Regions from separate parts of the Mus musculus genome. Here all the other regions are linked to region 2. A link is a loop called in an ENCODE intact Hi-C map of the cell type or tissue named here. Cell type or tissue: heart. All regions are shown on one strand. Region 1 overlaps Ddx10 (DEAD box helicase 10). Region 2 has its middle 41 kb from the start of Gm39339. Region 3 has its middle 89 kb from the start of Gm39339. Region 4 has its middle 180 kb from the start of Ddx10.

Region 1 (8,000 bases), 310 kb before region 2:
ATATATGCAGCTAGAGTCAAGAGCTCCGGGGTACTGGTTAGCTCATAATGTTGTTCCACCTATAGGGTTGCAGATCCCTTTAGCTCCTTGGCTACTTTCTCTAGCTCCTCCATTGGGAGCCCTATGATCCATCCATTAGCTGACTGTGAGCATCCACTTCTGTGTTTGCTGGGCCCCGGCATAGTCTCACAAGAGACAGCTACATCTGCGTCCTTTCAATAAAATCTTGCTAGTGTATGCAATGGTGTCAGCGTTTGGATGCTGATTATGGGGTGGATCCCTGGCTATGGCAGTCTCTACATGGTCCATCCTTTCATCTCAGCTCCAAACTCCGTCTCTGTAACTCCTTCCATGGGTGTTTTGTTCCCAAATCTAAGGAGGGGCATAGTGTCCACACTTCAGTCTTCATTCTCCTTGAGTTCCATGTGTTTAGCAAATTATATCTTATATCTTGGGTATCCTAGGTTTGGGGCTAATATCCACTTATCAGTGAATACATATTGTGTGAGTTTCTTTGTGAATGTGTTACCTCACTCAGGATGATGCCCTCCAGGTCCATCCATTTGGCTAGGAATTTCATAAATTCATTCTTTTTAATAGCTGAGTAGTACTCCATTGTGTAGATGTACCACATTTTCTGTATCCATTCCTCTGTTGAGGGGCATCTAGGTTCTTTCCAGCTTCTGGCTATTATAAATAAGGCTGCTATGAACATAGTGGAGCATGTGTCCTTCTTACCTGTTGGGGCATCTTCTGGATATATGCCCAGGAGAGGTATTGCTGGATCCTCCGGTAGTACTATGTCCAGTTTTCTGAGGAACCGCCAGACTGATTTCCAGAGTGGTTGTACAAGCCTGCACTCCCACCAACAATGGAGGAGTGTTCCTCTTTCTCCACATCCTCGCCAGCATCTGCTGTCACCTGAATTTTTGATCTTAGCCATTCTGACTGGTGTGAGGTGGAATCTCAGGGTTGTTTTGATTTGCATTTCCCTGATGATTAAGGATGTTGAACATTTTTTCAAGTGCTTCTCTGCCATTCGGTATTCCTCAGGTGAGAATTCTGTAACAAGTGTTCTTAATCATTGAACTACCTCTCCAACCTTTGCCATTATTATTATTATTATTGTTGTTGTTGTTGTTGTTGTTATTTTAAAGAACTTAACAATTGCATACAACTTAACATAGTACTGGGTATTATAACTGGTGTGATCTAGAGTATAGGGACTTGGGCATCTTCAGGTTTGGGTGTTTGAGAATGGATAAGAAACTTGTCTTGTTTTGAGGGAAGACTATGTAGTATAGTTTATTTTTTATATTTGTTGATGCTGTGTTCTGAGTCTTTCATAATAGTTTGAATTGTAAGAAGTTATTCTCACTTACTAGACTGCTTCTAAATATTCTTTCCTTAGTTTCCCCATAGGTGGGCGTCTGTGTTTAGTTTTGATCCTCTTTTTGTTGGGGAAGTCGATTTATGGCCCAGTGTTAAGTTTTTCCAATAGGGCTGATCTTGAATGTGAACTTGTTGATGAAAACCTCCCTCCTCTCCTCCCTTTTCATGTTTTTGCACATCAAGTAGAGGACGTCCTTGTCAGGGGAAGGTCTTGTAACTGTATCTGTGTAGCCATGGAGGAGAATGCTGAGGATAAATGAAAGAAGGCAAGGCTGTGCCAATGACAAGGTTGTCTACTCTGGACCTTTAATAGATGAAGCTTTGTCTTACAGCTGCTGAGCATAGTTGAGAAACCTCCATATCACAGCCCCTTTCTGGGGGTGCAGAAATGAGAGCTGTCTCCTTTGAGAGTGTTATCGTGGGCAGAATGGCCAATTTTTAACCAGTTCCCTGACATTCTCTGTATACTGAGGTAAAATGAAAGCCTAGTGCACCTCTCAGAAACTTGATATATTATTTTGTTAAAGTTTATATCTGTGATCTGTTGAAAGAAAAATATGAGGGTGAAACTTTCATGATTTCCTGAGTACCCAGTATTTAGTGGTTTGGGAGATACGGGTTTCTAAAATCCATCCATCCATCCATCCATCCATCCATCCATCCATCCATCCATCCATCCATTGCTTGTTTTTTGTTTAAGTATATTAACCGTGTGTGTGAGTGTGCATGTGTACACATTACAGTGCACATGTGTAGGTCAGAGGACAACTTGCTGGAGTTCTCTCCTTTCACCATGTGTGTCCCTGGTTTAAATAAATACAGGCTTTCCGGATTGGTGTCAAGCATGCTTACCCACTGAGCATTTTACTGGCTCCAAGATACAGATCTTTTCGTTAATGAAAACTTTCTAAAGTAAAGAAATAAGCTGAACAGGAGGACTGCTTGTTTTTCAGCTAACAAAATGAAATATAGTTGTCATGATGATCAATAGAGTACATTGCTTTTGGAGTTAAGAGTTGTTAGTCTTTGAAATAAAGCTCATTATTTAGCTCTCATTTAGCTAGGTTTCCTAAGGCACTGGTGGTTGGTCACACATGCTGATTATAAGAGCTGATGGCTGGAAGGAGTTTTGCAGTTATGTAAAGAAAGAAAAAACAGTGCAAAAACTTGAGATACACCCTCAGACTTGTCAGGGCTCCCATAACTTTGAAAAGAAGGAGGATTTATTAAGTAGAAGTATATTGCTGATGAAATAGAATATTGTTGATAAAGGAACAAAGAGAACAACTTAGAACTGAAACCCTGGAAAGTGACATTATATTGAAATTTAAAACAATTTATATATTTTGAGGTTGAAAGTTCTATAGTCATAAGTCTTTCTAGTTTTATTGCTGGGATACTTAATTTACTTTGACAATAATGGTCTTAAGAATAGTTTACTCAGCAGATAAAGGCAAGTAAAAGAGGGAAATAGAGGAGAAACAAAGTAAGGGCAGGAGTAGAGAAGAATATTATAGAAGAAAAAAGAAAGCAGTAAGAGGCGAGGAGAAAGAAAAAGATTTACTAAGAATGAGAGTGCATGCAGCAGTAGGTTCAGCTCAGACAGAAGATAACACAGGGAAAAGCATTCCCAGACTTGTGTACTGGGAGCACATTTCATCAACTGATAGTAAGGAACCTTCTCTTGATGGACCTGGGCCTGAACTCAAATCTGTGCAGCCACACATCTGTCTTTCACTGCGATAGAACACGGAAACCTTGAAGCTACAACCATCTGTTTTACACCTACTTTGCTATGTTACTTCAGCAGGGTGATTAACGCTGGGGAGTCTTGGAAGTATGAAAAAAAGGCCCCGTGTCCCTACATACCTCAGTGGTTGTGGTTGCTTCCTACATTCCTGGCACAGTTGGGAAGCACCCCTCATCTTGAGCAGCTACCCTAGGGATTTTGAGCTGGGGAGTTTTAGAAGGGTGAGTCAACCTGTCTAGCCCACAGATTGCAAAGCTAAGCGTGACCACTAGAGGCCTCTGCCACACAAGGGAAACTATTAATGTGAAAACAGTCTGGCTGACATAATAAATGCAAACACCAGCATATGCTATAGAAAAGAAGAGGTGGCATCCTACTTAGGTTTCTATTGCTGTGATAACGTCCACGACCAAAAGCAACTTGTGGAGGAAAGGATTTATTTCTGATTATAGTTTTGTAGTGCATTTGGAAGGAACTCAGGGCAGAAACTCAAGGCAGGAACCTGGAGACAAAACTGAAGCTCAGGCTATGAAGGAACTGCTTACTGTTTTACTCCTAATGGCCCGCTCAGCCTGATTTCTTATGCAACCCAGGACCACCTACCCAAGGGTTGTACTGCCCAAAAGGATCTCGGCCCTCTCAGTCATTAATCAAGACAATACCCCACAGGTTTGCCAACAGGCCAGTCTTATTGAGTCATTTTCCTCAATGAAGATTCCTTCTTTGCAGCCATCTAGATCTGTCAGGTTGACTAAAGCAACCAGCAGAACTGGCATATTTAAGTTTAGCTCCCACTATACATATGATTGGCAGTTTCTAATTTTCATGAACCCATAAAGAAGCTTTATGTAATCTTTCTGTATGTGTTTTCCCTATTATGCTTCCCTTTTTGCTTTTTATTTTTTATTTTTTGTACAAGATGTTAGAGCAGTTCACTTAAAAATCAAATGACTCATTTAGAGCAATCACTATTAGTAAGTGAATATATTGGAATGAGGTATTTCTGCTTCCCCAAATGACAAAGCTCTTTTACTGTATTGCATGTAAAAGTTTTGCTTAATTTTTGTTTTTCTAGTCTGCTCAATAGATTTCCCAAATAGATAAATGTGGTTGCAAATGCCCTTAAATCCCAGACGGGGTTCTGCGTTTTATCTTTAAAGGAGAAAGGAGTCAGTGGGTAATGAAAACAGACAGGTGAACACAGCTAACAAAGAATAAGCTTTGCACTGATTATTTAAAAGTGTTCTTGGTTTTAGAAGTGAGTGATAGGGCAGTGATTTCCTATTTTTAAGAATTTATGGTATCTACTATCTCTTGTATTAGTGGCATAAGGAAGACTTTTGAGGATACATTTTTATTTTTTGTTTTGCGTGGGCTTTAGAGTTACAAAGCTTTATTGTTTCTTCTTTTTAAGCCATAAAGACTTTTGTTGGAGAGCACCATAAACTAGTGCTCCAAAGAATCTAAAGTTAGGTACTAGAAGAATTTGTCCTTGCAAGTAGTCATGTGTCTCTAAAATACCACTAAGAAGAATTTGTTTTTTCTCTCTGATACAGTTTTTGTTTGTTAGGTTTTTTCTTTTTGGCCCTCCAATGAAAATACTTGGAAACTAAAATTTTGTTGCTGTTGTTATTATAACCAACAATAAGTAATTTATCTTTACTCTATTTTCTTGCTTTGGGGAAAAGATATTGCCAGGTATTTATAATATTTCATGCATAAAGATTTTTCTCTTCCATGTTTTTTTTTATTATTATTGATATATTACAGGATTGAAAGATTTCTTTACTGGAAGACAACTCTTGAATTTGTTATTTTTATGGTGTGTTGGTGTAGCTGTTCTACAACATCATCTGGAGTGCCTTAGCCTTTCAGAATGCTTTCATCAAGATAATCTTTAAGCAATGAGTTTATGAAATAAGTGGAAGCACTATAGCCTTAAAACTTCTGAAAGAAGCTTGCCTCAGAATATCTGCTCACTGACTTGGACCAGGTCAGATTTAACTGGTGAAATGAAAGCATTCTCAGGTTTCTGTCTGACTCAACAAAGGTCTTTTGGCCTTATTCAGGACTTTGTTTTGTCTCTAAAGTCCCTGGGGCCTTCAGTCTCTTGAGGGTTAGGTGCACCATCTCTGAATGAACACAGACCTGGCAGTCCTCTACTGTATGTGTGTTGGGGGCCTCATATCAGCTGGTGTATGCTGCCTGTTTGGTGGTCCAGTGTTTGAGAGATCTCGGGGGTCCAAATTAATTAAGACTCCTGGTCCTCCTACAGGATCATCCTTCTCAGCTTCTTTCAGCCTTCCCTAATTCAACAACAGGGGGTCAGCTGCTTCTGTCCATTGGTTGGGTGCAAATATCTGCATCTGATTCTTTCAGTTGCTTGTTGGGTCTTTCAGAGGGCAGTCATGATAGATCCCTTTTTGTGAGCATTCCATTGACTCAATAATAGTGTTAGACCTTGAGTCCTCCCCTTGAGCTGGATCCCACTTTGGGACGATCGCTGGACCTTCTTTTCCTCAGGCTCCTCTCCTTTTCCATCCCTGCAGTTCTTTCAGACAGAAACAATTATGGGTCAGAGTTGGAACACAGCATACTTCAATCAAGATTTTTTTTAATTGAAAATGAAGTGGTAGGTTAGATTTCTATAAGAACTGTCAGCTCAGATGTTTAAGTTTGGAGATTCTTGAATATAAGATTTTTATGAATAACTTTGGTAATAAGCTATAACCCCTATAAAGGGGCTTAAATGAAAGCTCTGAAAGTTTATATTCTTTATTATTTATATTCTTCAAATACATAATTTTAATATCCCCATGTTCCAAGAAATGTAGTGATTCACCTCCTAAAATTTATACATTTCTCTCAAATAAGAAAATGAATAGTTCTTGTGGTTCTGTAGCTTAGAAAAATGTTTCCTAAAGTGCTCTTACCCTTAAATGTTTTGCCCTTGTCTGTACAACTGCTACTTGGTGGTTTGTAGTGCTCCTTTGAGAAAAACAAAATGAAGGAAGAAAAAGAACAAATATTCCCTAAGCAAAGGTGGAAACATTAGAATGGATGAAAACATCCACACTGTGAATTCTTCTCCATTGTAATTATCTGGTAATAGGTTATGGGTCTTCCTTAATCAGTAACTGCCAAGCTCCCTAGTTGCTCTCAGAAGAACATGAGGTCTCAAAGTTCATTTCTGGCCCATAAGTTTTGTGGCCCAGGATATATCTTCTTAACTCTAGTTTCTTCTTCTATAATACAGCAGCGATGTGGCCTGCATTGTCAGCCTTCCAGGGCTCTTTTCGAGGATGGTACATCTATATAGTGAGCTGTGATCACCTTTAAAGATGCAAATTATTGCAGTCAGCACATTGCATATGTTCTTTAAGATAAACTTACTCTGAGGATTAGTGGAAGCTGGAGTGTGTTGTCACTAAGTGGCTCAAAGGTGCTTCAGCTGTAGACATCTAGCACCTTCCTTCCTTCGTCTCTCCCATCTAAATATTTGGGTGGAAGGCGTATAAATTTCTTTCTTTATAAATTCTTTATATTATTAAAACCTGAGGTACTTTAAAGTCCTGAGGTAAGAATCCCTTTTTGGTTCCATTTATGCTTCTATAGGAGAGTGTCTATGTGAGGGGAAGTGTGCTCTCGTGAGTCATTCAAGCTCAGCATCCCCGGCTCTATTTGTGTTTCGGAGTACTTGCCAGCATCTCGTGTTTTTACTCTGTAAACTTTCAAACCGCATGCAAAAGAAATTGCCCTTGGTACTTTACACTAAACTGGTACTAACCTAGTCTGTTTAATGGTCTGAGACTCTGATCTCTGGTTTTTGGTGCCCGCAGAGGTCAGTGTGGCATTGAATAGATCTACTGTGACTCAGATGTTCTGGACTAGACAGATGTCTTATAGCCTCCCTTTCAGGTTTACAATTCCCTTAGGTAATAAAATATTCACTGTCAGTTTTATGTCCCTTTCTACATAACATTTGCAGGTGTGTGGGTTTATTCTATATAGCATTTCCAACAGTAGTTAGAATGTAGAAGAAATCTGTAATCATCACAGGGCGTTTTTTTGGACTTTATACGAGTTTTTAGAGAATGGTTTTGAGAATATAGAATATATCAGATTTTACTGTCATGCAAAAGGGAAACAGGAGACCTAGCTAAATAGTAATAGAGGCTATTAGATACCAAAAGGAGGGAAGATCCTAAAAGGATTCATCTTTTTGCTCTACAGGTCTTAAAGTGCCTATCATGTGTTAATCCTGATAATGGCAAGATTGAATTAAACCTGTTCTTGAGCAACTCACAGTGTAATAAAAGAAACTTGCCTTTCTGATCCTGCCTGATTTCACTTGATATGATGATCTTTAGTTTAATTCATTTTTGCAGGTGGCATAATTTCATACTTTTGTTGCTGGATAAACTTTTATATTTGTATCACATTTTCTTTATCTGTTTATTTATGGGTATTTAGATTAATTCTGTAACTTGGTTATCAAAAAATGCTTAAGTAAACATAGATTACATAATTATTTCTGTTGTACATTGACCTAGATCCCTTGGGTTATATACTCAGATGTGGTATGGTTTCCTGGAATTTATGTTCATGTGAACATGAAACAGTGAAAAATGCTTTCCCAGTCAGTTCTTTTCAATGAAAATGAGCTCAATTGGGAAAGCACTTTTTTTCATTATTTAATGCTCAAATCTGAAAATATTAATATTTAAATGTCAGAGAAATCTCTTAGAATAACATATATTTGATGTTCTTGAACCTTTCCATTTGACTATTTCATCACATTTTTATTGAGTAAATTTTTATTAGTATTTGTTTGGTGGTGGCGGGGTCTGGTACCCTT
Region 2 (8,000 bases):
AGTGGAAGCAGAACACGACGGAATATATGGGATGCAACTAAAGCAGTTTGAAGAAGAATTTTTTATAGCAGTGAATGCTACACTGGGTAGCACTGTCTAGAGGAAGAGAACTCACAGGGTGTTTATTAGATTGGCTTACCTGATAGGGACTAGACCAACAATGGCTGCCAGAATGCTAGAGAGGCTGTAACCTGGAAGCAGCTTATCTGTGAAGCTGGGTGCCTGCAGAGTCATGGTATTCAGTACACACTGAAAGGGCACAGATGCCAGAATGTTCTGTTGTCAAATGTTGGTGGCAACAACAGCAGATGCACTCACTCAAAGAGAAGCAAAGGCAGACCTGTGATGCTTTTTATTGGACTTCTTTGTATCTGAGCCATGGTGCTGGACATTGGCATGAATCCCCCTCTCCTGGTTATGCACTCTAGAAGTCTCCCCACCCCCACCCCCAGAGAGACCTAGAAATGTGTTTCCCAAGAGACCCTAAATTCCATCATGTTGTTACTCAGGTCGGATCACAAATACATACACGAAGAAAAAAAAAGACAACTCAAGTGATCAGCATAAGTAAACAGGAAACAGGAAGAAACAAGCTAATCACAGTTAGTAAAAGAAAAGAATAAAATCTCAAAGATTACAATAGAAGCTAAATGAGAGGGTAAAATTAGAAAAATATAAAGAAAACTAAGAATGTTTCTAAAGGTAGGGAGAATTCACAGTTTTTTTGCCAGGCAGTGGTGGCACATGCCTTTAATCCCAGCACTCGGGAGCCAGAGGCAGGCAGATTTCTGAGTTTGAGGCCAGCCTGGTCTACAAAGTGAGTTCCAGGACAGTCAGGGCTATACAGAGAAACCCTGTCTCAAAAAAAAAAAAAAAACCCACAAAAATATCTAGAGTAACCACAAAAGAGAGAGGTTACTCATGAATAAAATTCAAACTGAAAGAAGCAGCAGGCATCACAGGTATGTCAGAGATACGATTCAAATGTGACACTGCTTTGAATAATTATATGCCAAAATGGATGATCTGTAAGAAATGGATGCATTTCTAGAAACTTACACTGTATCCAGGTTGAATTCTAAATAAGCAGAAGTTCTGTTTGGTCTATTACAGGAAAGGAGACTGAATCAGTCATCAAAATACTCCCATCAGAGAAAAGCCCAAGGCCAGATGTTATCCTGGGAGAATTTTATAAAACATTTATAAAAAGAACAACTACCCATCTTTTCTAAGCTTTTCTAAAAATAGAAGAGAAAGCAGCACTTCTAAACTCAGTTTTAAGTTCACTATTAATACCAGCTCATGGAGTGGAGTAGGGGCACCTGCAAGGAGGGAGGCTGCGTAATGGGCTGAGGGTGAGAGAGGCCAGATCCTGGAGAACAGAGTGAACATCTGATGGTCTACCTGAGTCCCAGCCAGATGTGGCCACTGGAGGTCCCTGATCGAGAGTGTTCCTGGTTTCTGGGCCTGGCACGAGGAATGAAGATGGGCAAGAAGGGAAGGCAAGCAGAATTCCTGGCTCTGACCTTGTTGAGTAGACGCCCATTGGCGGATCCAACTGAAGGGGGCCCATAGAACCATATTTTGAGGGCGGAATGGAAACTAATAGGGAAACCCAGTGGGGTTGTTCCACTGGCAAGCCTTACAACCTAAGGTTTTCAAAAAATCTACCATCTGTGTGCATTTCAGAATTTTCCTATCTTAGTATGTCATATCTACTGAGTTTTAGTTAGAGGCAGGATTTGGTCTGTTCCACCATTGCCAGAGCCCCAATTAGTTTTATATAAAACATACTGCTTTCCTAATGAAAACTTATGCTTATTTGAGCAAACAGAAAAACATAAGGAAAAAAATCCTTTCTGATTTTACCATTCAGAACGGCTTCTAACACATTCTCTCTTACTCCATAAACACGAGTGTCATCTTTCTCTTCCTAAACATATGTTCTCTCACACACGAAAGCATTCTTCTAATATACCTGGAAACTGCAGAGCAGTGGGTGGTATACAGTCTTTAAAATGATTGAAAAGCCACATATTATTTCTGAACGTCATGTTCCTCGTTGCATTAATTATTAATGTGTTAATGGTTGATGATTAATCATTCAATATTTAGACTATTTCCAATTCAGTGTGATTACAAAAATGTTATAAATATTATAAAATGTGGTGGTTATCTCTATGTAAACCTTTATCTGAAATTTTAATATTTTCTCTATGGTAGGTTTTAAGGCTGGAGCTACAGAATTAATCCACTTTCCTTGAAGTAAGATATTTAATTGTTTTCTGAGTCACTCATTCACTAGAATTTTTTTTGAGCACTGCCTTTTACCAGTTCTAGGTGGAAATATAATACCAGAGTGCATGCCACCCCAGAGTTTGCTCTCTAGTGTGTGTAGGGCAAGGGGTAGAACAGAGGTCATAAATAAATGATGGAAATGGCTTATCTCCTGGTAAAAAGTGCTGTGGGAATCATCAATTGGCTGTGGGTCTTTTTTATTATAGAGAGGGACTCTCTGGTATGAGTAAACTGATATATCTGAAAGTAACAAGTGTTAAGTGTTAACTGCAAAGTAACTAGGACTAATAAGGTTTTCTAGCAAGAGTGTAAATTAGTGTAAAGATTCTAGACAACTATCACTTACTAAAGCAAAATGTGTCACTCCCTGTGACCCAACCGTTCCATTCCTGAGCACACACTGGTATGCACGATCAATCATAACAAATTGTTTCTATCAAACTTGTGTATAGTAGTTCCAAACTCCAAGTTACCCAGTTAACCTGATGGGATGCTACGGCACGCTCATGTGGATTTGTAGTATACAGCCAAGACAAAGGCACATTACTGCTGCATGTTTCACAGACCTAAGAAAGGCAAAGGGGTTACTAGAGTGCTTCCCACTGGATAAAGTCATCTAAAGGAAGCCCAGGACCTTCAGTGAGGGACTGCAGAGCACTGGTTATGGCTTGAAGAACATGGTGCTAGCTGTGAATGGGTAAGAGAAAAACGTCTGGGTGCTAGAGCTGCCCCACATGATGATGAACAGGAACACAGTTTCTACATGTTACACTTAAACAAGAATATAGTGTTTTCATGAATCTTGGATTTACTAGGAGAGTGTTAAAATTGGCTTACTTATCTATTGGTTCTGGGCTTAGAGCAATGCCATTTTGAAATCAAGTTATGAAGAGATTTATGATAGATTTTACTAGCTGATAATATTTTCCCTTTTCCCTACCTGAAACTTTATTTTCTCAAGTGAGCACTCAGGAACTCCAACTTTTCAAGATCAAACAGTCCCTTCTTTCAGCTCCCCCCTCCCCCCCCCCCGACAGGGTTTCTCTTTCTCTGTATAGCCCTAGCTCTAGCTGTTCTGGAACTCACTTTGTAGACGAGGCTGGCCTCGAACTCAGAAATCTGCCTGCCTCTGCCTCCCAAGTGCTGTGATTAAAGGCGTGCACCACCACACCTGGCTCCCTTCTTTCATCTTTAACACACTATCAGGTGTAGAGGCCCCCCTAAACTCTCCATGCATCCAACAAACTAGAACCACTCAGCTCCCTGACACACACAACCTTGTACCACTACTTGCATAAAGGACCATTAGGCAGACTCAACTGACTTCTTATGTCTACGTAGGCTGGCTACTCCAAGTCCTAAATTTCTGGACTATTCTTTATCTCTAAGAGTTCCATCCCCATACCTGCCATGGCAAGTGACATAAGTGTCCCCATCCTGCTACTCACTGCCTTCTGACATAATGTCAAATATATTTTGTTTTCACATCTGTTCTCCCCACTCTCCCAAAGTTCATCTCCAAGAGTCCGACATTTGTATTACTTTACTTCACTTCTGAATTATTCACACAGTGTATGCTGAGTTCAGTATACTTGATGAGAGCAAAAGGAAATGATCTCCTTGTGTTCATATGAGAGCATCTCTTGGGGCCTAAGACAAACAGCAGCACTGATGGGGTTTAGGAATGTCTGGGAATGAAAAGATGTTTGCTCTTGAAACCACCCAGCTTTGATTTGGCCCTGGCAGTGTTGGTGGTGTCCCTTTGGGAAGCTCTCATGAGAAGTGGCCAGGACAGGCAGCTTCCCAGCAAGGCAGCAGCTGGCACTTGAAAGCTATCTCTTCCTTTGCTTTGTAAAGTTTCCACCTCATCGCCGAGAATATCCACAGAATTCTACCTAATGCTGTTTAATTGCATTTAAGACGGCCTCGGTACTGTAGAATACAGCTCGGAACTGCAGTTTCCCATTTTGTAACCATTTGGATGACTGGGGGTGAGTGCTTGTGAGTGATAGGTAGTTCTGGTCACTTTTGTGTGGGTTTAACTGTCTAGTGTGCTAGGGGAAGCTTTCAGAGAGTTGATTGTTGTTATTGTTGTTAAGGCAATAACAGCAGCAATATCTCTTGTTATTTTTAGACTAGTCTAGGACTCTGGATACTAGTAAAGCCAGAACATAGATAGAAACCAGGTGGCAGATTGGGGTCACATGCAATTTCTGCAGCGTGGTACTCACATAGCTAACCCTTAGCCAGATAATCTCAAGTCTTACTCCAATAAAGTGCGGTTAGCACTCGAAATGTGTAGTTACATAGGGACTGGCGAGATTAAAATGTCTGGAATTGAGCCTGTCACAAGCCAGGCACTCGACAAATATTAATTTTGTTCCCACCTTATTTTTAGTTCAGGAAAATGAAGGAGTCTTTCCTCTCCAAAACCATTTGCCACCTGTGTCCCTGTTGTGATTTGGCATTTCTCACAGTCAAGCACATCGTGAGACACGAGGAGGAATCTGGCATAGATGGCAATTAATGAATATTCAGAAAATTCTGAGCAGAGGGCCAAGCAAAGGGGATGAAGAACTAACTAAACGCAGGCAGACACAACCTCCTGTGAAAAAAGAATAAGGAAATTCAAAAGGACCCTCAGTGGTCTATCTGTATTTCTACCATGTCTACTGATTACAAGCCATCCACTTGGTTTCCATTGCTGAATTTCATGCATCCTCAAAGGAAGAGCTGTATCATGTCCATAGCCTCCCGTTTTCCATACAATACAGAGTAAGACTGGCTACAATTTAAGTGTGGTAGCATTCCCACAAGACTTCATCATTTTCTATGCACATTGACTGCATTGCTTTCTAGGCACTTGGAAATGAAGGAAAGTTCACTGTTAGATGAAGTTAAATATAAATTCATAGCTAACTAAGGCTGGCATATGCAATTCTTCACTACAATTGGCACTGTTTGTAAGACCATATCCTGGTCACAAGCTAAGTGGACATATGATTTCACTAATGTTTGAATGTTATATACCCTTCATTAGATTTCTTGATTTTTTAAAAAAATTAATTATTTTATTTATCTACATCCCCAGTGTTGCCTTTCCTCCTGGTCCCCCCTCTCAGAGTTCTTACCCCCATCTTTTCTCCCTTTCACCTCTGAGAGGGTGTATCCCCTATCCCTTCACCCTGAGGCATCAAATCACTACAGGATTAGGCTAAAGTCTATCTTATCCCACTGAGGGCAGTCCTCTGTTACATTTGTGACAGGGGCCTCAGACCAGCCCGTGTGTGCTCTTTGCTTGGTGGTTCATCACTTGGGAGCTCCCAGAGATTTCTTGATTCTCGAATCAACATTCTGTTTATTCTAAATGTAACAAAGCTTATCAGGAGGTAGAGGCAAGAGGATAGAGAGCATAATGTCTTCACACCAGTCCTACTTCTATGCAGCCATGGACCTTTGTTCTCTTTCCCTGGACACCTACAAATATTTGAGAATATCTATCTATCTATCATCTATCTATCTATCTATCTATCTATCTATCTATCTATCTATCTATCTGTCTACCTATTCATGTGTGTGTTCATAAACACTATAATAGCATGCAGAGGTAAAACTACAACTTGTGGGAGAATGTTCTTTCATTCTGTCATGTAGGTTCTTAGGGTTGAACTCAGATGTTCATACTTGGTAGCAATCACCTTTAATCCACTAAGTATTCTCACAGACTCATATTATTTGGGTCTCATCCCTATGTTTTTGATAGATAGCTCGTAACACAGCATCTGACCTGCCTTACTTATCCCCGTTACCTGAATGATAGATGCTGATTTGTCCACATTGTAGTGCTGTCGAGTAGTTCAAAGGTGAAAATGTGGTTTAAAATGAAGCTTTGTTTGTATTTTCAACTGCAGTTTTATGAAATTAGGTCAGAGGGAGTAAATGCTCAAGGGGACCCGAGATAGGATTGCCCGCCTCGCAATTCCTTGGATGAAATGTGCTGCACACCACTGTCGAAGTGTGTAATTATAGGATGCTGGTTCCTAGAACACAGAGCAATTGCAGATCACTGATGTTTAAGGGTTACTCTCCAAACCTGGTGGGCTGTTTCCTCTCAAGATACTCGTTGCATTGCCCACGAGTGTGTGCGTACCACATTCTTTTTGATATCTAGGTATATAACTAGTGTATATTTTAAACAATAATGGATTAGCCTATGGCATTTTCACATGAAATGTACTTTCACTGTATTCTCCTCCATTAGCCTCTCTTGTCCCTCTCTCCTTTCCCTGGTTCACTTTCTGTTCCCAAAAGGCTTCTCTCTATCTGTATGTCTTTTTAGGTGTCTAGATTCCACATCTGAGAACAAAATAATCTCACTCTTTATAGTCAGATAACCTTCATTACATCTACACAGTATGCTTTCTTTATGCATCTATCAGCTGATGGTCACTGGGCCGATTTCTTAACTCAGACACTGAAAAGTCCATGGTAACCAGGTACAGGGATCAGGTGCAGTGCATTGACTTAGTGTTTGGATATATACCTAGAAGCGATATAGATAGATAATATGGTAGTCCTGTCTCCATTAGCTGAAAAAAAAAAAAACAAAAACAAAACCACCTTACTGGCTTCCAGTTGCTGTGCCAACCCACATACTCACCAGCAGTGTATAAAGGTGTTGTTTTCTCCACGCCCTCATCAATATTTTTTGTTTTGTTTTGTTTTTTTTTGATTGTAGTTATTCTAATCAAGGTGAGATGGTACAAGTTATACTTTCCATTGGCAATTTCCCAATAGTTAAGCATGTTGTAAAATTTTCATGTCTTTATTGGACATTTATATTTCTTTGAGAAATGTCTGTTCAGTTCATTGCCCCATTTATTGTTTGTTCTTTTGGTGTGTAATTTCTTTCAGTTCTTCCTTTTAGATATTAGACCCCCATTGGGTGAATAACTATTTAAGATCTCTCTTTCTGCAACCTTTCTAAATTCTGGAAATTAAGGAGCACAGAAGCTCTTTAATTGGACATAATTTCATTTGTCAATTCTTATTGTTTCCTGAGCTACTCAAGTTCTATTCAGACAGCCTTTGCTCCTATGCATGTGTCCTGGAGTTCTTTACCCTAGCAGTTTTAAAATTACAGATCTTACATTAAGATCTTTGATACATTTGAATCTATTTTTGTATAGAATAAGAGACAGGGACCTAGTTTCATTCTCTTATGTGTGAATATCTAGTTTCCCCAGAGCTATTTATAAAAGAGTCTTCCTTTTTTCCAACACAAGTTCCTGTCTCTTTGTCAAGAGTCATGTAGCTTCTTCAGTTTGTTTCTGAGCCTACTGTTGTATTGATCTACACTGTATGCTTCCTTCTATTCCTTGGAAATCTATGCCTGTATCTTGGAGATCTTTCCATCTCTGTCTACCTATTTCTCTGCGTCTATACCCTCCACCCTGTTCAGGACATTTTTTGATTCTTTTTTAGTTATACCATTTAGCTCTTCTTTGCTGCCCTCAACCTGGAAATAGAAATTCTAGTGAGCACCCAAGTGACCATGAAACACTTCTGTATTTCCTCTCTGAACTAAAACCAAATATTTTATCTACCTAGCAAGCTGTTCCCAGGCCATCTGAATATCAACAATTTGTAAGTAAAATGATATGTATTTAAATTAATGTGCAAAGGAGAGTAGTTCTAAGTGT
Region 3 (8,000 bases), 130 kb before region 2:
TTGATTGAAGTTTTATACTTGACCTTCCTTGGTGTGGAAAATTATACAGGTGATTTGCATCTTTGGAAGATGATTGTATTAGGTGGTTTCCTACTCTGTAGTTCTTTTGAGACAAGCATGGTAAGGCTGTGTTTTGGTGTCATTCAGTTCAACAGGTTAAGATGGACTTAGATCTAAGGTTAAGCCTGGTCATAACTATACACTGTGGACACAACAGGCTCAGACAGAGGAAGAGAGATGGTAGCCTTTCCCAGGTCCCCTTTTCTACCACATGTTTGTTCCTGGAGTTACTAATATTAATGTGATTTGTTAGTCATTTGGATATGTTACAGTGATAAAAAGTGCTGCTAGTGGAAACTGGTTATTATAATTGTTGCTTAGATACTTTACAAAGAATATTTCTGAGAAGCCCTTGAGGGAATCCTAGGACCAAGCATGTCTAATGGATGCAGGTGACATCTGGAATCTTGGTTCCTTTTCCCACTAAGATAAAATTAAAGAATATCATACACCCAAAAGCATGACATAAAATTAATCAAACTCAGCACCTCTTTCCTCAGGGACTTCAAAATCCTAGATTTCAGCCTTTTAAAAAGTTACTGAAAAGATCATCAGGGATAAAAATGATCATATTAAAACCCAAGGAAGAGCATTAATTTAAATTATGATAATATGACCTATTAAAGAAAGGCACTTTGGTCTCCCTCTAGAGCAGGCTAAAATAAATCTATTTTTGTTCAACTTTTAGGGGAGAAAATGGAAGTTACACTAGTTGTAAAAATTAAAAGGAAGGAAGACTGTCCATAAGACATTACCTTCCTCTGTCATGATGTTACACAGAGTGTATCACCTCTCCCATCACCGGAGCTCACTGAACCTCTGTCTGAGCTCTAGTTTTGAGTGAACCCAACCAAACAACTCACATTTAGAGAAACAGCCAGTAGATTCCTGCTCACATCAGGAGGAACATGTTAGCTGGAGTTGGGTACTCTATGGCTATAGGGGAGGGTATGTGTGTGTGATACAGGGAGCCTCTGTGTCCACTGGAGCTAATATTTAGAGTCATATAAACACTATACATGAAATCTCAGATCCAGCTAACATCCAATCTACTGATATGCCTACATAATACCGACTTCAAAGGAATATAGTCTCCTTTCCAGTCTTCTCTCTCTTGCCTTCAGATTCAACAGGCACATTCACAGTGTTCTAAGTAGGGAACTTAACTTTAATGTGGGAATGGTGCTATCCACCATGCTGAACAAAACTTCAAGATGATTTGGGAAGAGTTTGAAGGAAATCTGAAGATTGTGATGGGAGTAGAGTCCAGACAATTAATCCATTATCTCAAGGTACTAAGAAACCATCTATGACTTCATATAAATGTAACAATATATTGAGAAGTCAACTAATTGGAGAATAAACATAAAACTGTTTTCTTTTGGTCATTGCTTTCAGCTTAGTTCTACAGAACCTACATTTCATTCATTCATTTTATTCATAGGAATGGATTTTATATCAAACACCGAGTTAAGCACTGGGGACATAGAGATAAAAAGTAAACCCCTGGCTTGCACTCTTTCAGTTGGTAATTCTCTTTATCATAGCTTTACTCCATACTTTATTGATTTAAAGTCATATGGCCTGCTAAGGAGCTCTTTGTTTTGGATTATTCTGCATGCTGAACTTGCCACTAAATATAAGGTAAAAAGTACAAGCCGGGGAATACTAGGGACAAGGTAGATTGAGGTAGAGTTTTGGCTTCAGAACACAGACAGAAGAGCAAGTGCCGAGTGCAGACAGACTGGCTATATGATGAACAGAAAGAAAAGCATAGAATAAAGGCAGAGAATAGCTGTGGCTTTCAGGGGACACAATGGCCTGGGAGTAGTGACCACATGAAAAACTTGGATTTATTGTGGGGGGATAAGCTTGGCACTGACAACCTACTAAGAAGTCCTTGAGCTAAAACCAGGTAGGGAAGCGAGAAGAGAGACACAAGAATGAATAATACAGGGATGTGCATCAGTGGGGCTGTGAGCAAAACACCACTGTACACAGCAAGCTCAACTGTCTTGGGAAGACAGAGTCAGAAATGATCAGAAACTGAAATAAGAGGGTCAAGCCAATGGAGAATTCAGGGTAGACCTGAGTAGTTTCTGCAGGGGTAGGGACCAGACTAGCAAGAGAAGGCTTAGAGAGCAGCAGTTCTCAACCTCCCTAATGCTGCGACCCTTAAATACAGTCTTTCATGTTGTGGTGATTGCCAACCATAAACTTATTTTCATTGCTACTATTATGCATATCTGATACGCATCCCCAAAGGCATCATTAACCACAGGTTGAGAACCACTGGCTTAGAGAGATGAATAACAGCAAGGGAGGAGGTTACAGAAGCAGAGTCAAGAAACCCAAGTTAGAGCTTGCATAAGCACCATGAATATTGAGGCTGAGACTTCAGAGGATGGCAATGTTCAGCTGAGATGAGCAGAGGGACTCTGGGCAGAATCTTATCAGGAACTTTAGGAGCCTCTTAGGAAGGGTAGCCTCATTTGAAGAAGGCTCACAAACTTTGGAAATAGAAATTGACCAACAAAAACAAATATTTTTAGGGTGTGTGGAGGGGTTCTCTGTAGTTATATTTCTTCTTACACAGGACCCAGGTTTCTGAAAAGGGAAGCTCATTTTTTGTGGGCCATACTGTTCATGAGGCTGTATTAAAGGTAAGGTATGCATACATAATTGTGGTGGGAATTTTAAATATAGTTCTTATTCTTTTTACTCTGTTTTTGTTTTTTATACAATAGAGAAAGTTGTTGTTCTCAAACACAAGGCAGAGTTGTAAGTTCTATGGAAGAGCTCAGAAGTGACCTCAAGATATCTGAAGTATGATTGGCTATCTAACTAGTACCCTTGCTTGGATGATCCTGCATCTTTTCTTTCTTTTCTCACACCCTCCGTTGACCATTGTGCGTGTCCAAACATGGCTCTCATTAGTCTGATAAAAGTTTCACTTGAATCTTGATGTCACTTTTGTGTTTGTGCATGTGTATGTGTATGGTATATATGTGTGTACTTGTTTGTGCTTGTGGAGGCCAAAGGTTAGCTTTGGGTGTTTTCTTTTTTATCACTTTCTACCTATGTTCTTGAGGCAGGGTCTCTCACTGAATCTGGAGCTCAACAATTTGGCTATAATGACTAGTATCAAGCTTTAGAGGTCTGGAGATTTGCCAGTCTCTGTGCCTAGTTCTGGGGTTAGAAAAGTGCCACAATGCCTGGCTTCTTCCATGGGTGCCAGGGGTCAGCACAGTCCTTCAGGATCTTTACTCTTGAACCATCTCCCACTTTTCAACATCGTTTTTAGTCACAAATGCTCCAAAACTGCCTCTCTAGCCCTTGGCTTCTGTATGTCTCAAGGGCTGTTCATCTCACCCCTTGGTTCTAAAAATTCCCCAAATCAATACTCACCCAAGAGTAATACTAACTTTCTTTATTGAGAAAAGCTAGATCTCATCACCTCTATTCTGCATATGATTCTGCTGAGTGTGTGTGAGACTTTCTATCTAGGAGCCCAAGGTCTCTTACCTTCTAGCCTCCCATTGTCGCTTCTCAGTCCCTACCTGGTTGTCAATGGATGAAATGGAACCAGAAATGTTAGAACGTTAGAATGATATGATCTACATAGGCCTGCATTATGTTAATGGGTATGAAAATTCTTCCTAAAATATTCTCACTCTAAAATGGCAGTTTTGGGGCAGACTGGTTAAAATGCAAAAGTCTGAATCTTGGGTAATAAAGATCAAGATCATACAGACAAGTGACATTACTGAGCATGCTGTACTTATGAAGATAGGAACATGTGTATGTAACAATTGGCCATGGGTTTGAACGAGAGCACGGAGGTGTACATGGGAGGCTTTGGAGGAAGGAAAGGAAATGGAGAAATGATGGAATTGTGTTATAACCTCAAAAAAATTAAAAGAAGTAATTTTCAGAAAATACGGTGCAGTTACAGGGTGTGTGTGTGTGTGTGTGTGTGTGTGAATGTTGTGTGGGTGAATGTTATGTGTGTGTTTGAGAGTGTATGTATGTGAGTGTGTGAATGTGAGTATGTATGTGTGAGTGAGTCTGTGTGATTGTGTATGTGTATGCAAGCATGTGAGTGTGTGTGAGAGTGTAAGAGTGAGTGTGTGTGAATGTGTGTGTGAGTGTATGACTACGTGTGTGTATGTGTGAGTGTGTGAGTGAGTGTGTGAGTATTAGTGTCTGAGTGTGTGAGTGAGTGTATGAGTGTGTGTGAGTGTGTGTTGAACTCTCTTTCTGGGGAAGAGGCCTTTGGCAGTGGCCTTAAAGAACCCCATCCAAGTGCTGCTTGGACAGGCAGGGGCTAGGTGACAACACAGCGCTTTTGTTGGCATTGCTTTTCCCATGACAAAGCCAAGGACAGTGTGTTCAGCTTCAGAGGGAAAGCAAGCTGTGCATTAGGAGGTAGCTCTCTGGCTTGCAAAAGGTTGAATATGATGCTCCTGAAAAAGCTCACCAGTTCGCTAAATTTAGGGCGGTGAATGCCATCCAGGCCAAGAATACTCTTTGGCCTTGTGCCTGTGGCGTTTTCATTTGGCTGGGAGTTGGATGCCTTTTGGTTTACTCTAAGCCATTCTCTCCACACTAGATACCTTTGTCTTTGAAGGGAGGAGACTGTAAGCTGAAAACTGGGTGGTGGGGCCCTGCTGATAATGACAGTTAAATATGGCTCTGCATTGGGGATGTGTTTTGGTGGAGCAAGAGCAGGTGTGCTTTGTGATGTTTTCATACAACATTGTTTTATTAGTCATTGTTCTGGAGGAGCCTTTCTGGACTCTGTTCTTCACCCTTCATAGCCCTTTCTCTTAATCTTAATCATTTTTTTTTTCTGTTTTTGAAGACAGACTCACTTTTGGCCCTTTGTATGGGCACCTATGCATGCGCTTACTGATTCCGGGCTACCATTCTGCATCATAAGTCTTGACTTTGGGGTGCTGAGCTTCCCAGCCAACATCTTGTTTCCCAGAATGTCGAAAGGAGCATCTGGGAAAAGGTGGGAAGGAGAAGGGGGGAAAAGGTATGGACTCTGAAATCAGAATGGCCAAGTTTTATACCACGTTGCTATGTGCATGATGTGTTATTAGCTTCCTGTGCCTTGCCTTATCTTAGTATAAAAGGGATATTTGTATATGCTCTATAAAAGGTAGGTCCCTTCTTTTTTTCCTTGTAAAGGGAATCAAGTGTGACTTTGGGAGTCTTTCCTTTGTCCTCTGACACTGCCCATTCATCAGTTCTGATTTTTGGCTCCACAATCATCAACCGGCAGCACTGTGAACTGTAGGGGATGTACCCATATTTCAGGTCTGGGATTTTCTACTTCTCTCTCACCAGGTTTACTAGCTTGTGTGTAAGTAGACCCAAGTAGTTCTTTATTCCAAGCATTTATCTACTTTGATTGATTTATTCATTTTTTAATAAATAATTATTAACTTCTATATGCGACTTCTGCACTAAGTAATTGAAGATGAAACTCTATCCTCAAGGATCTGATAAGTGTGTGGAGGAGACAGATAAGCTAACATGATAGAGGAGACAGATAAGCCAACAGACAATGATAGTAGAACCAGCTATTGCTGGGACATGTAAAGGTATAGGTAAGAAAGGGCATTTAAGCCAATCTTGGACTCAACCGTGGAATTCTAGGTGGAAGAGGCATTTATATTGCTATCTCAGGATGAAGAGAAAGTGGCCAAGCAGAGCCACAGAGAGATTCAGCAGAGTGAGTATGAAGGGTAATGGGAAGTGCAGAAAGCATATGGTGTCATTGGATGGTCTAGGACTAGGGCTGGGTTGAAATAGCCTTGTAGCTGTTTCTTCTGGGGCTCCTGAGAGCCTGTGGGGTCTGGAGATATTTCAGAGAGACAGCATAATTAAGGATGAGTGTAAAGAATTGTCCTTTTGTGGAGTATTAAAAAACATTTTATTACTTTTCAGATACTATTCTGAAATAGTCCCAGTGTGATACTTCTGGTGGTTAATGGTTAGGTGTTTTTGCCTTTATGTGTGGAGAGGGGCAAACAGTAGAGAAAAGTCACTTCCCTCTCATCTCATGACATGATGTTAAATCTGGGTTTTTTTTTTTTTGTAGGATGTATATTCTTGAGGCTCAAGGACTTGGAAGAGTAGACTGTGGCATCTTTAGCCCAGCTAGGTCCTCCTACCCTCTGTAAACTGCTTAAGTAGCTCCCATTAATACTAAATGGTATATTTCTAATTTGAGCAGGGGTTAGGCCAGTTGTCTGGTTGGAAGGAGTGATTTATATATAGTACTTGAAACAGAGATGAGGACACCTATCTAATAATAGGGAGAATAGGTGTGTGTTTACATGGACAGAGGCCAACACATCTCCCAAAATGGTTGCTACTTAACCCTCTTTTGACACCTACATCTTTCTTGCCTATCTACTGTACACAAGAATCATGGTACTCCATTATGGAGTCTCTTGGATTGTCCAGTAAGGATCAGTGATCAGTGATTTAAAGTCTATCTTGGATATGTAAGACTCATCTAAAACCTGTAAATGTGACTTCTGAAGAGTTCTGTCTCTTTTCTCCTGCTCTTACTCTCTGTGTCCCCCAACTCTTTTATATATAATCCAAGGCTGTTCTGTTTGATCTCTGAATTTTCTAGTACTGAGAGGGTTAGCAATTCTAGCTCAGTTGAGCTATTCTTGTGTTACTTGAGGCTGGTGTCTCTATACCCTGTTACTTTTAGCACTGTCACCCATTCCTACCAGAATTCCCTTTTGCCAAAAGACATCTCAGAGGTCACCTTGTTCATCTTACTTGTGATTGAATGTGAGCTAATTTATGAAGACACAGAGCTCTGTACAAACAATGTCTTGTGTACTATGTAAAAAGTCACCTGTCAATAAAATGATGTTTGGCCAATGAGCTGAGGCAGGATTTGAGGAGAGGAAAGCTGAAGAGAGGAGAGGAGAGGAGAGGAGAGGAGAGGAGAGGAGAGGAGAGGAGAGGGAAGAGAGAGAGAGAGAGAGAGAGAGAGAGAGAGAGAGAGAGAGAGAGAGAGAGAGAGAGAGAGAGAGAGAAATATCCTGGGGCTGAGTCAGGGTGGAGAGATTCTCCTGGACACAGAGGAAGATAACCATCATTGCTTGAAACTAAGGACCAGGTAACTAGCCACATGTCATGAGTTGAGCTACATTAAATGGGATAGCTGCGTTATGAGCTAGCAGAAATGAGCCAGAGCTATTGGCATACACATATATTCATATACAAGAAATCTCAGAGTCATTAACTAGGGAGAACTTAAGTGCTGGTAGGAAAGTCTGCAGTTACAGAGCTCACTGTTGTGGCAGACACATCACAATTCTCAATTCAGTATCTTTCCTTTATGTATCATCAGCGTTATCTTTCTTCCCTTCATGTATTCACAATTGGTATAAAAATGAGAACAGGAACTAACATGAGTGACTGACATTGTACTAAGTGTGTTGCACAGATATTTACCCATTGATCTATTGTTGATCCCAGGCCTTCAAATGGGGCATTGGCATTGGCAATCAAGGAAAGGAGCAGACTCAAAGAATGAGTGCAGATGGAAATGGAGTTTGGAGCAAGGTCCAAAGCTTGTATTTCTTCTGCTGGGAATTTGAATTCTGGACTGTTATACTTGGACCTATCATTATAAGGCCTTTAAACCAGAGTCAGGAGATGCTGTTCTTTGCTATTAACATCTTGCAGACAATGAACCTGGGTCTGACTCGCCCTTTTTTATTTTCTACTGTCTACATTAGGCTTCGAGCTGGGTCTCACTACTTAGGATCTGCATTAGCTTACTCCTAATTAAGCCCATGGTCTGTCCTTGCTAATGTGGGTAGAGGACTGACCCCTTTCCTGAAGTCCTTCCTAGGGAGCATATTTTCTTATTCAGTCATCTTGATTCTCTCCCACAT
Region 4 (8,000 bases), 230 kb before region 2:
TTATCGTCAAGCTATGCCTTTAAGTGACTGGTTTGCTGGGTCACATAGTAACTTCATGGCTCAGAAATTTGGTGGCATAAGGCTTTTCTGGATGGCATTGTGTGAGTGAAGAATGTGTGTGAGAGAGAGGTAGGGAGATCATGATACACACACACACACACACACACACACACACACACACACACACAATGTTGGTAGAAGCTGGGCTGCTGAGTTAGGAACCAATATACAATACTGTATTTAGCAGTTCCTAACTAGGCAACTTCTGATCTGAACATTTTTTTTCGCATCTGCTTCCTTTTCTGATTGTTACCTGGAAGGGATGTGGCCCTTCAACAGTTCCTCAGTCAATTAGAAGACTAGGAACCCATCAGCAAAAGGGCTCTGTAATAATCAATTAGGTTCATGGCTTTACCATCCAGAGTACTATGAATATTAGCTGTCACTTGTAAGACGTGTCTTTTAGCCCTGTAAGCTTTCTAATAAGCACACTGACATATAGTCTTGTTCCTTAGAGATGTTGTGAGACATGTGTGGGCACATGCTGGGTTGGCCACCACCAGGGAAGTGGTGTCACTGTCTGTCAGTGCTCGATCCGAGCCACTGGACTGTGAGCTCTGGTGGAAAGAGGGGGCAGTGAGGGGAGGGGAGGGGAGGGAAGAGGCTTTTAGATTTAGCAGGACAAATGCAGGTAACTTTCAAGTGTTTTACAGTGTTTCCCAACTCTGACTCTGCCCCTCTGCAGGCTTTCAGAGACTCCATGGCTAGCAGAACTCAGTCAGAACTTGTTTTTCCTGGGCTTATGTATCCCCACCAACTCTGAGCCCCCCTCCCTGCTTTTAGGAAGCTTCAATTGGTTCACTTCCTGCTTGTAGTGGCTCTAGTGACTGGGCAAGTCCATGTAGAACCGTTTTAATTGTGTGACTTTGTGCAACATTGTGTCTTGGTGTCTATGATATGGCACTCAGTTTGCTTCTCCCCCAGGTAAAATCTGCCCCATGTGCAAGAGATCTGTGTCTAGGCCTCAGTAAGACACACCTGCTTTTCCACACTGATTCTCAGGCCTTCCCAGAGTTGCCTTGGCTCTGCACAGATGCAGAGGCCTGCTGACGTCAGTGCAGTCAGCTGCCATCTCTGAAGTAGGAGCCTCCCGAATTGATGGATGTTTGTTCCCAGTTCGTGACAGTCTCCAATAATACTTTAAGCATTTTCCTCCTGAGCCATCTCCCAGGGGCTGACTCAATATGGAAAGGTATTTTGGCAGAGCCTTGTTTGTTTTGTAAAGGGAGCACTCTGACCTCAGCTCACTGGCTGGGTTTCCTTTAAGTGGGGGCTCATTCGGAAGGACTCTGGTGCAGTCATAGTGATGCTTGTCCTACCTGAGAGCTGCCTCCTTCCTGCCATTCAGTTACCTTCCAAACTCAGGAAGACCCCAGGGGAACAGGATGTCGGGGAAAGTAGGGATGCAAAGCCACTGTTGTGTCTCTGGCCATAAGGCTGACAGCGAGTGTTCGTTCTGCTTCCACAGTGCAAAGCCGTTGTAACGTTTTCTGAGGTCGTTATGCTCCAGGAAGCAGCAAGGCCTCTGAATGTTACACCACGACCAGAGAAAGGACTGCTTTGTATTCAGCGGCCGGTCTCTGCACACTGTAGGTGTGTGTGCACACCAAAATGTCAAGTGCAAGAGGAAAACTCTCACTGCGGCAGTTTTAAGAGGGAAAACCCTGTTCAAAACACACACAGGATTGTGCTTAATCTGAAAGATTCACTGTGTGAACAATAACAACAACAACAACAACAACAACAACAGCAGCAGCAGCAGCAGCGGCAACAACATTAGCAGCATATTGGTCCCTTTCTTTATGAAATCAGTCACATGCTAATACCAAAGCAGTGGATTGATTTTTTTTTTCCCTCATGAGCTGAAAGCATTCTTCACTGGGTCCTGTGTTACTGCCTTCATTGCTATATCCCCTAATGTTATTATAAGCCATAGGGTTGCTCCTGGGATAGTGACTTGGTAACTTACAGCAGCAAAAGGTTCAGAGTGCAGTATCTACCAAAAGTGATTAAAACAGAGACAAATGTGACATCCACTGGAAGTCACCTCTGGCCTTTGAGTCTGCTGTGCTTTGGCCCAGTGTCTCCAAAAGCTCTTGTGTTAAAGGCTGCCATTTTGTGCTGTTCTCTCTCAGAGGGTGGTATAATCTTCAAGGGATGGAAGTTAGGTCCCAGGGGGCATGCTTCTAAAGGAGACACTCAGTACCTGGCTCCTTTCTCTCTTTCTCAGTTCCTTCCAGAATGTCTTCCCCCACTGTGATGTTCTCTGCTTCTCCACAGGCCTCAAAGGCCAACCAGCTATGGCCCAAGCAAATCCATAGGCCAAGTAACAGCAGATTGGGACCTTTGAAACTGTGAACAAAAATAAACCTTTTCTCTTATTAAATTGACCATCTCAGGGATTGTGACACAGCAGTGAAAACACAGGATCTGAAGGAGAATAGATCCTGACCTTGTGGTGCTCACAGGAATGAATGTCTCTTCCATGCAATTAATATTCAGTCCTCAGAGGTGACCTATGATTGGAATGTGGTTGGGAATGCGTGCTGCATTGGACTCTGGCTCAGTTTTCTGTGCCCAGGGACCCGGACAACTATGCTGTGTTACTACTTTCTCTGTCTTCCATGCCTTCCCCAGGTCACCAGGGAGATCTGAAGCTTTGGGGATGCAAGAAACTGGGACAGATCCAGTTCCTCTGGAGACTCATTTCTAAACAGTGCTGACAGCTGTTTCATACCCTAATGGTGAACTCTACACACACAAATCCTGAACAAATCATTGCCACTAAGTTAGATTATTTATAGTATTTAGTATTTTGTGCTCTTAGCAGATCTCACACTCTTTACAGTTTTAAAATGCAACCAGCACCAAGAGTGTTTTGGAAGCTGCTCAAGCAACTGTGCTTAAGGTAAGTTCCGGCCCCACTCCCCTCCTCCCTTCACCTAACACCTGACGTGATTATTCCATGCTAAAAATAGGAAGGTCACCGTAGCTCTTCTGCAGGTGGGAAACTATGTGGAGAGATCATTTTCTTTTTCCATGCCCTTGTCAGGTCCTCGGGTGCCAAATGGACAGATGCCTGTTGACAATCATATGGCAGAGTGGACTGGGGTATGAGTGGTCCACGTGATCAGAGTCAAGGTCATAGCAGAAGGAACTTCCCAGTTCTCTCTACCCTTAGATAATACCAGACGGCAACATTAATGGGTGTAAGATATGGAAAGAATAATATTGGGGTCCAATAGGATTAAAGTACGTACATTATGTGCATGTGTGGAAATGTCTAATGAAACTCCTCTGTACAATCAGCACCTGCTAAGAAAGAAATAGATGGGGCCATGTAAAAATAACAAGCTAGTTGTAGATTCATAAAACAGCTGCCAAGAAACAGCTGAACTTACCCCTTTACTGCCATGCTTGCAGTGATATTTGACAAAAAAAGGAGAAGGGTGACTCTTTAGGGACTATTGCATATACATATAAGGGAAATCTTCTTAAGTATTTATTAAGCTCCTGCTTGGTGCAAAGCAAAGGCTTCTTTAAGCCCTGGGCCAATAGGAACATCTTACAATGAGGTTCTTTGGTGACACTAAGATGTTTACAATGTAGTCTGAGTCAAGCCATAAACATGAAGGTTGTGATAATCTAACAGTTTCTAGTTGCAATGCTATTAACATATAAAGGGTTTTCTCTTATTTCTTTGGGAAACTTTATTCAGGAAAATATCTGCACCAGGTAAGCAAATGGGACTAATCTAGTGACTAACTCTTTGTCTTGGAAGGAAGTGATGGGTGAGGATGAGGTAGAGTGTACAAGTGTCATACAGATATGTGACTTTTCAGAAAGCTCAGAAACACAACTCTACCCCTATACATATAGCTTCCAGGTTATGATGGTTTGGTTATGGTTCCCCTCCTCCTCTGTATGTGGTGTGTGTGTGTGTGTGTGTGTGTGTGTGTGTGTGTGTGTGTGTGTATGTGTTGTGGGTAGGCCTGAGGTTGATGTTAAGAATCATTGTTCATAGCTATTCTACCTTATTTGAGGCACGGCTTCTCTGTTATACTTAGATCTTACATATATACAGTTAGTCTTGCTAGCCAGCTTGTTTTAGGAATCCTCTGCCTTCCAAGGGTAGAAATGCAGGTGTTTAAGTCAGTTCTAGGGAGTTCTAGTTGTTGTGTTGCTAAACTATGATGCTCTTTGGGTTAAGTGTCAAATGTATTTGTGACATAGTATTTTGAACTTAAGATGGGTTTATTAGGACATAACCCCATCACAGGTAGAGGAGAATCTCCACTTGGTCTAGCTGGAACAGTAAGCAATACCTGACTTAGGAAAGCATGCAACCAAGGGCTGCTGAGAGTTTCTCAGAGCACCAGTAGCCCTCTTGACTGTCATCATGGGCTTGATAACAGAGGCCATGTCTGGCCATGCCCCAGCCTTGCAAGTCGTATCCCCAGTAAGCAGCTGCAGTAAATGACTGAATCTCCACCCCAGCGGATAATGTTATTTATCACTCATGTGACAGTCTGAGGTACTCCTTTGATGTCTTCACTCAGAGACCTGGGTTAACAGCCAAATATCTTCTAGGGGTTTAGCTTATGTTTTCCCATTAGCAGGCTGACTCTGAGACAAGGGCTCAGTACTGGGGATTTATTTAGGGGGTCTAATTGGGGGGCTGAAGAGACTAAAGATATCAGAGAGATTAAACCAGGAGTCAGCCTGAACCCTGTATTAACCATGGACTTGAGGCACAATCCCACTGAAACACACTGAACACATTTTCCAGGGCTGCCATAAGAAAGTGCTGCAAACTGAGCAGCTGAAACAATAGGACTTTGTCCTCTCACAGATCTGGAAGTCCAGCATCAAGGTGCTGGCCTGGCTGGCTCCATCTAGGGGATGTTTTAGGTTTCTTTTGCCATGATAAAACTCCATTAACAAAAGCAACTTGGGAGGAAAGGATTTATTTTACTTTATAGCTTATAAGTCCATCAGTATGGAAGCCAGGGCAGGAACTTGAGGCAGGACCTTTGAGGCAGGAACTGAAGCAGGCAGATGTCATGGAGGAGTGCTGCTAAGTGGCTTGCTCCTCATGGGTTGCTCATCTTGCTTTCTTATCTATCCCAGGACCACCAGTCCAGACATGGCACCACACATAGTAAACAGGGCCCTCCCACATCAATCATTAATCAAGAAAATGTACCACAGACTAACTAATATGGTGGGGACATTTTCTCAACGAATGCTTCCTTGTCTCAAATGACTTTAAACTGTGTTAAGTTTACAAAAACCTAGCCAGGACAGGCTATGAGGGAGAATCTACTCTACTGCATGCTCCTTGCCGTGTTTTTCTGGTAGCCATTGGCTGTTTATGCCACGGAGATGCATCAATCCACCCTCTGCCGTCCTCTTCATGTGATGCTTTCTCTCCAATGAATCCCACTATCAGGATGTCAGCCATATTGGATTAGTCCATAAGACATTCCAGTAACTGAACCATCCACAAGGGAAACTATTTCCAACTCAGGACATCTTCGTAGGTACTAAGACAGAAGACTTTGCTGTCCTTTCTGGGAATATTTCACTTCATTAACAAGCTGTGTAGACACACCCAAAAAAATCGTCTGCTCATGGGACCTAAAATGAATCACTGGCTTCCAACCCCTATTACCCATGTCCCATGCAATATCAACTCTCTTAGTCTTCCAGACTACATGTGTATGAGGGCCCAGTGGATCCTGCTGGTGTTACATACAAAGGCGGTAAAAAAAATTTTGGGGGGTGGGGGGGAAAGAAAGAGGCACATTGAGCAGTTGAGACTGTGGGAAGCTGCCAGGACACAAGGTGGCACAGAGGAAGAGAGGTGAGACCAATGAGTATCTGACTCTTGCACCGGGGTATGATTCCTGCTTGCTTCCCCTACTGATCTGGGAGCTCCAAGAGAAGCTGTCTCTCCACCCCCACTCCCCCCATCACTCTTGTATCCCTGATATACTCAACAGCGCCTGGAACATTAAGACATCTGAGTCATACTGAAAGACCAGAAGGGATATCTGTCTGTCTCAACATTTTCATCATGGCTATGCATTTGGGGGACTTGATACAGCTGTAAAACATCCCCTAACCAAATTAGGAAACATTCTCTTCCATGTACCTTTTGTACACTTATTCTGTTGGGAAGATTATAAAATGTGGTTGCTTCCTCTATTTCTCACTCCACTACCTCCTAATTTTTCAGAGAGGCGGGTACAACAAGGCATTCTGTTAATTTCAAATTTTTATGTATCCCTCTTGCCTTTATTTTTCTTTCTGTAAAGCCATATTAAAACAGACATCTCTAGTAGCTGAATAGCCAAGTGTCTTTGGAGAGGATCCAGGGTGGAGCCTCAGTAGAACAAACAGTGCTGTAACAGGGCTACTGTGTATGGCTATGATCATTGTCATCTTTATTTCAACATGGCTTACAGAGAGAGAAGAGAGGCCGACCACAAATGCTCATTTAAAAGTAATTTCTAAGCATCTGTCTGCTCTGATCGCTGCATTAAGTACTAAGTGGACAGAGCATGTTCAATTGAGATCCTAACAAGGTCGTTTCAAAGCACTTACCCACTTGGTTCACACTGGGTGGATGGGGACACTGTGACCTGACTCCAGGAATCGCTCATTAAGAAAAAAGCAGGGACCGAAAGCTCTTTTGTGCTGACCTCAAAGTACTTGTCATTTCCTAATGTATTTTCTGCCCCCATTTCCTCTACTCTTTGCCCTTACCCACTACCCTACTTGTGACCCTTAGCTATCAAAGTGGCATTGGTTTCTGGCCCTGCTGCTAAAGGAATATGTGGGTAAACTTAGATTTTTAAGCTCTAGAGAATTTTGTGATCTATTGACAGTCAAAATGAGGATGATGTAACCCTAAGGAGTCATACTTTTCTGACTTTTGTTTTCTTTCTAATACACAACACACACACACACACACACACACACACACACACACACACACACCCCTAGTTATTGATGAGTACCATCTAGAGTTTATTGAGTTATTCCTATGTATTAGTCACTCATGAATATGCATTTCTTATTTTCAGAGCAGCCCTATAGAGCGGCCACCACTATTCTTATTTTGGATGAAGAGTCTGAGGTTCAGAGTTATTAAATACTTTGTCTAATATGGCAGTTTTGGGATTCAGAGCTGTATCACCCAGATCTTACCTGCTATATTACACACTTTAGAGTATATTTTAAAAATTCTGGTAGTAAGCCTTTTGGAGTTTTGGGGGATGGCTCTTGGAATGGTGACTGTGGTGGCTGATCTTGACTCTCAACTTGCTATGCCTGGGAAGAGGGAACCTCAATCAAAGAACTGCCTCCATCAGATAGGCCTGGGGCATTCTCATGATTGCTAATTGATGAAGAAAGGCCTACCCCTCATGGATGTTGCCATCTATGGGTAGGTGGGAGCTCGGGCAATATAAGGAAGGTATCTGAGGAAGCTACAGTGAGCAAGCAGCTCCTCCATAGTTACTGCTTCTGTTCTGGCCTCTAGGCTCCTCTGCATTGAGCTCCTGCTTTGGTTCCACTTGGTGATGGGTTGTAAGGTACAGAATGGAATGAACCTTTTCCTCCCCAAGTTGTTTTGGGTCTGTGTTTTATCACAGCAACAGAATGCAAAGAACAGTGGCCCTTTGTATGACTTGCCCAACCCAAAATGTATCTTCAGAATGCTCTTTACAAGAACTCAAGTTGGGATCATAGAGTTTTTTTTATCTGTTGGTCCCATCTGTGTAATGTGCAGCTTCCAGCTTCAACATCCCTGAATCCTTGCACTTGTCCTTGATACAGCCTTAATTTCATCCAGGGCCCTGTCTCACACAAGCACTGGAGAAACTAGGATGGAAAATAACAGGTTTCCTTGGGCCAATAGGAGTCAGGGATCT

Evidence for each region. Peaks named below come from ENCODE experiments on the same cell type or tissue, not always from the same donor. Only the 100,000 strongest peaks of a DNase experiment are listed, where the experiment ranks them.
Region 1: it touches region 2 in a loop (2.4-fold over the local background); 3 of 42 quality-filtered maps call a loop at or near these places.
Region 3: a loop joins it to region 2, with 4 times the contacts of the local background. A loop is called at or near these places in 5 of 42 quality-filtered maps.
Region 4: a loop joins it to region 2, with 4 times the contacts of the local background. A loop is called at or near these places in 4 of 42 quality-filtered maps.

Annotation. Positions count from the first base shown.
Region 1 is chr9:53,139,815-53,147,814 of GRCm38, reverse strand. The region is part of intron 16 of Ddx10 (DEAD box helicase 10); the gene reads left to right. Among named protein-coding and RNA genes, the nearest start is that of Ddx10, 100 kb to the left of the region's middle. In heart, a CTCF peak has its summit at 3,401; no DNase peak of the experiment used is centred here.
Region 2 is chr9:52,832,434-52,840,433 of GRCm38, reverse strand. No RefSeq gene overlaps it. Among named protein-coding and RNA genes, the nearest start is that of Gm39339, 41 kb to the left of the region's middle. In heart, no CTCF peak of the experiment used is centred here; DNase peaks (open chromatin) are centred at 263, 4,003 and 4,503.
Region 3 is chr9:52,962,351-52,970,350 of GRCm38, reverse strand. No RefSeq gene overlaps it. Among named protein-coding and RNA genes, the nearest start is that of Gm39339, 89 kb to the right of the region's middle. In heart, no CTCF peak of the experiment used is centred here; a DNase peak (open chromatin) is centred at 4,560.
Region 4 is chr9:53,059,838-53,067,837 of GRCm38, reverse strand. No RefSeq gene overlaps it. Among named protein-coding and RNA genes, the nearest start is that of Ddx10, 180 kb to the left of the region's middle. In heart, no CTCF peak of the experiment used is centred here; a DNase peak (open chromatin) is centred at 3,107; H3K27ac peaks cover 2,042 bases.